2 separate regions of the Homo sapiens genome follow, and region 2 is linked to region 1. Evidence: chromatin contacts called from ENCODE Hi-C or POLR2A ChIA-PET data. All regions are on one chromosome and are shown on one strand. The core of a region is the stretch at or near the end of the contact, and the rest is flanking DNA. Distances in the headings are between cores, read along the strand shown. Region 1 overlaps AOPEP (aminopeptidase O (putative)). Region 2 overlaps AOPEP (aminopeptidase O (putative)).

What was found. Hi-C counts contacts between places; a loop is a spot of excess contacts on that map. ChIA-PET counts read pairs that join two places held with the same protein, here RNA polymerase II (POLR2A). Pooled maps may share reads with other maps.
Region 2: a loop to region 1 is called in a map of Caco-2, with 4 times the contacts of the local background. The contact joins two enhancer-like sites. A Hi-C loop is called at or near these places in 4 of 168 maps with a recorded cell type or tissue (Caco-2, PC-9, mammary epithelial cell and 1 more) and 6 of 50 pooled maps. POLR2A ChIA-PET finds 5 or more read pairs at or near these places in 7 of 52 experiments (BJ, Caco-2, IMR-90 and 4 more).

What each region holds. Positions count from the first base shown.
Region 1 is chr9:94,824,936-94,827,464 of GRCh38, reverse strand. The region is part of intron 5 of AOPEP (aminopeptidase O (putative)); the gene reads right to left. Among named protein-coding and RNA genes, the nearest start is that of MIR2278, 16 kb to the right of the region's middle. RefSeq lists an enhancer at 1,613-2,286. Within about 2 kb of position 1,279, at least 12 of the 41 ENCODE cell types and tissues checked have a DNase peak (open chromatin) inside an H3K27ac peak, as active enhancers do.
Region 2 is chr9:94,781,992-94,784,520 of GRCh38, reverse strand. The region is part of intron 3 of AOPEP (aminopeptidase O (putative)); the gene reads right to left. Among named protein-coding and RNA genes, the nearest start is that of MIR2278, 27 kb to the left of the region's middle. Within about 2 kb of position 1,265, at least 17 of the 41 ENCODE cell types and tissues checked have a DNase peak (open chromatin) inside an H3K27ac peak, as active enhancers do.

The DNA.
Region 1 (2,529 bases), core at 30-2,529:
CACTCACCCAAGACAACAAACATTTTAGAATGTTCTAAGAAACTATCTGGTGGCTTCAGTGGACGAAAATGTAAAGGGTTTGAGGCTCAAAGACCAAGATTTTCAAATCCTATGACCCAAGCCTCACTTTCCTCATCTGTAAAGTCAAGATAAAAACTTACTTTACAGAGTTGTTAAAAAGATTTACTGATTTAATATGTGTAAATCACAGGGCATGGTTCCTAGAATGTGGTTAAGCACTTCAATTTTGGTAGAAATACCACCATCTCTCTACTAATGACTCTGGGGTTCCAGAGCTCCAGCTCACCGTGTTCTTTGCTCCTAAACGAGAAGCCACAGAAAAGAAGAGAAGCTGTTCTCTGGCTCTAAAATGGAGACCAGCTTCTGAAAAGGGGGCATGTATCCATCTCTTCCACAAACCAAATTTTATCATGCATTGGTAGACAAGATCTACCAAAAGCCAGTTGCAAGTTCCACTGGGGCATGTTATGTAGAGGGAAGGGACAATGGCAGATTCCCTAAGCTGCTGCTTTCTGCAAAGATGAACAATGACTTGTGCAAACAGCTCAGGCAGGCAGGCAGAAATCTATAGCCCCAACTGTTGCCATGACCACTCATCACCACTGTCACCTCCCCCACTTCCACTGTACTGCCACCACTACCCTTGTGGCCATCACCACCTCCACTAATATCATCAGCTCCATCACCATGACCAATACCTCTTCTCCTTCCCCACATTACAACCACCACCACCACCACCATCATTATTATCACATGACATCAATCAAGACCCTAGCTGCTAGAAAAAGAATTGCTAAAGGTAAATCTGTCTAGCATGAAGTTTTAAAGAAAGTTTTATTGGAGAACTTTTGAATCACCTGTGCAATGTGTCACACCCATCTGTCAGCATGTACAAAAACAGACCCACCTAAAGCTACTTACTGCAACAAATGCCACCGAGCTGAAGAGAGATTCCTAGAGAGGCAAACTCCCTCCTCCCCTTCCCCACCATGTGGATCAGGAAAAGGGAACGAAGAGGCTCTGTGGTCCCCCCAGTGGGTCTCTATTATAGCTCTGTACCTGTGCTGCTCACTGTGTCCCAACATGTAGGGCCAGAGGGACAGGGCTGCGGGGAAGAGGAGAGTGGCCATGGCCTCACGATGGTTGGTCATGTTTCTTCCATCTGCCAAGAGGCTGCTGTGCACTCCTTGGCCAGGAGTTCTGTCACAATGAACTTGAAGCCCGCGGACGAAACAGCTTTGCCAGCAGTCCTATGGGAGGCTCATGTCTTCGGAGAACAAGGAGGGCATGTTCTGGTGCCCTGCCCGCTGCCACAAGGAAAACTGAAACAATACCCTTTTAAAATAGCTTTGACACAGATTTCACCGTATTTTCCTTTGAAGACATAAAAAAAAAAATCTAATAACTTTGTCCACATTAAAAAAATATGGGTCACAGGTTTTTGCTAAAAAAAGAAAAAGCTATTTTTATTTCCTTGAATCCTTGTAACAACAGTTATAAACAGCTAAACAGAATTTTTTAATTATCCTTTTAAAAATACTTTTTAAAACGTAAAGGTTATTCCTAGGCTGACACTGAATATGCCAGGTCTGTAGCTAGAAGCAAATTTTTATAGCTAGTTATAAACCCCTGAAATATGAGTTTACATTGGAAAAGCTGAAACAACCTTAACTTTAACCATGCCGATGGGCGCCCTGTAATTATAGTCCCTGAATGGAATAAAACAGTCTCTCTTCCACGGTAGCATCACAAAGAACCCTATTAACTCTCCAATTACCAAATGAGGAAACAACATTCTCTAGAACCCAAGCCAAGGAAAAAAGAACACTGCATGTTCCAACTGAAAACCTTAAAACTGAGCTTCAAAGTGACAGCGCCTAGGGAGGGCGCTCCCCTGGAAGGGAATGTTTACTTCACTTATTTAAAACGACTGAGCGTCTTCACCAAGGCTCACACAACACTACTTGTTTAACAAATAAAGATGTATGTTTCCTGGAGTGTTTCTAATTGGGATTTGAGGTCCCACCTCCTAAGAAATTCCGGGACTGGCTATCTCCCTGGAGATGCCTTCGACAACGTGGGTCTCCCCTCTCAAGGGGAGAGAAGGGCCCAGCCTTCGTAAGTAAAGAGGCACAGGCAAAACAGCAGGATGCGGGGCTGGTCTTCCACCAAGGCATCCATCACACTTTCAACAGGAAACAAAAACGGGGAAGCACAAAACCATATCCAGTAGGATTTGTAAATTGAGCTATTCAGTAGGCAAGCAAACTTTAAAAATAGTAACTTGGGGGAGGCCAATTTCCCTCCTCTCCTCCATTCTCTCCCTCCTCCCTCCCCAATCTGCTGTGCTCCCCTGGCCATCTCTTCTGCAGCAGCAGTTAAACAGCCCTGTTTTCAAAGCCATGCTAACATCTTGGGAAACGCCAGGGCAAAAATCAAAGATTCTTTGGTAGGGCGTGTAATATAAAACTTGAAGTTGTTTCTGTTAAATTGAAACAGCCATGTTAA
Region 2 (2,529 bases), core at 16-2,515, 43 kb after region 1:
TGAATAGTTTTGAAGATTCTATTTTCCACAGGAGGAAGAATAATTCTCAGTGAAGAGGGAAAAAGGAAGAACATGAAGGAGTAGTCAGTTCATGAGAGGAGAGAGAACTTTTTATACTAAACCTGTGAGAAACTTAGCTGAGATAATCATTTTTCATAAAAAATTTTAAGAGAAGAAAAATCAAGATACGGTAGTCATTTTTACACATCAGTCATGCCTACCAATAGTAAATTAAATAAGAAATTTATGAAAAGTCAGTGTCCTATTAGTAGGTGAGTCTTGGATAAACTCACTTAATATAATTAAAAGCACAGCTATAACCACACACACATAACCACTCTGCTTGTGCAGAGGCTAAGTTAGATCATAGCTCTGCCAAGTTAAGCATCTCATGGAACTTCTCATATTAAAGAGTTATTGTTTTCACTGCAAATTAAAACAGGCACTTAAATTCTTCCTATGAAAACCATCCATTTTACTTTTTCAACCTCTCCACTATAGGTTAGACAAACAGCATGAAGCATTCGGAAATATCAAATTGATACGTGCTTTTATTTAACATATAATCTTTCTTTCCTCAATCCTTCAGTAGCCCCTGCTACTTTGCTACCTCAAAATTGTTTCTTTCTCTAACCACAATTCCTTATTTCAGCAATTCCTATCCAAACTATTATATATGTTATGATTACTTTGGAACATCTTTGTATCACAAATTAAAGATGCCTAACAATGTTTACAGGAATATGTATATTCAGAAACATGTACACTTATAAGTGTATACAGACATACTATAGAGAATGTATATATCATATATTTTAAATATATAATATACATACATCTGTACAATAAATATAATACATTCACGAAAAGGAGAGAGAGCTCCCCATTTTGGCTGCTCTTCCCCTCCTGGCCTCCTTCTCCACTGCTTGGGTCTTTCAGCAAACTAGCTTTCTGTCAGGACTTTGCAGATGCCGCGTCTACACCTTCCAGTTTTCTAAGTGAGTGCCACCCTCGTGAATACCCATAGCGTGACTGTCTCTTGTTAGTTCTTCTCCGCAGTTGCTCAAGGGTTGTAACTGGCACCAGAACAAACGAGACAGTAAGACGCCCTGGGCACCAGCATTGCCTAACCAGGGCAATGTGCCAGGTCAGGCCACCACTTTGCAAGCACTGATGCTACCCAGCAAGGCTTCGGTTTTCCTTGCCTGCAACATGGTACCGCCTCAGGCACAGGAGAGGCAAGAGAGAATGACCTTCAAGATCATTCTTGTGAACTAGGTAAAAGAGCGCCATCTGCTGAACACAAGCGCCTCTATAGGTTTTCCTTGTTGGCTAACGGGATACCTAAAGGAATATGCCCCACCAGGCTTGTTATTCAAGTCTCACCGGCCACTCTGACCTTCAATGCAGGTGACCCAGTTCCCCTTAAGCTGGATCAGCTAACTGGACACCAAATCATACTGCTCCAGGTGGTCACAGGTAAACTTGAGTGCTTTACTCACATGGAACATTCATGAATGTCAAGTCCAAGACAAAAATCCACAGCAATGAGAACTGGTATATACATGCCTGCCAGAATCATCAATGTCTGAAAGAAACCATGATGACTTTCACATATGTCGTGTACAGTAAGCGCAGTGCCAGGAGGGTAAGCAAGAACTAGTCAACAACAAATCACAAAACAAAAGAATTAACTGACACAGATTTAGAAATTACTGGCTCACCGGCATCTTTCTAATGGGAAAAGATTAATACGTTTACCCTTAAAAACATAGGAATGTATGTGTACTGGCGTGGAATAAAGTTTCCCTAGTTCTAGAAACAAGGAGCTTTCTCTACTTTGCATTCTTTCTTTGTGAGGAAAATACTTAATCATAACCATTCCTAAATGCCTCTTAATTTACCATTTCCTCATACGTAATTCCTGGTTGCATACTATGGGAGCAGTCTAAATAGTACTGCTCATTTGAAAAGTTGGCTTTCAGTTGCACACAGGAGGGTCTGGACTCTCAGATCTTGGCTTTTTCCTGGAATTTCCCACACAAAGTCAAAAGAAAGAGAATGTCAGAGAGCTAGTCTATTGGGCAGGCCAGAGAGTAGCATTTTGCCCAGAATGAAGTAATGTCTACAGTCTTACTTTTGCACTAAAAAATGAAATCAGATCCTATGCAAGGGCACATGTAGTTTTTAACACCTTTCACTTGTTCATATGCTTTTTCTCCTTCATCTGGAAGGAGCTTCCATTAGGCAGTCTTCTTCATTTACTTGAGGCTTCCCACAAAAAACAGAAGCAGAGTATTTTCTTTTTCTTTTTTTGTTTCTTTTTTTTTTGAGACGGAGTCTCACTCTGTCGCCCAGGCTGGAGTGCAGTGGCACGATCTTGGCTCACTGCAACCTCCGCCTCCCGGGTTCAAGCAATTCTCCTGCCTCAGCCCAAGTAGCTGGGATTACACGCGCCTGCCACCACGCCCGGCTAATTTTTTTTGTATTTTTAGTAGAGACGGCATTTCACTGTGTTAGGCAGGATGG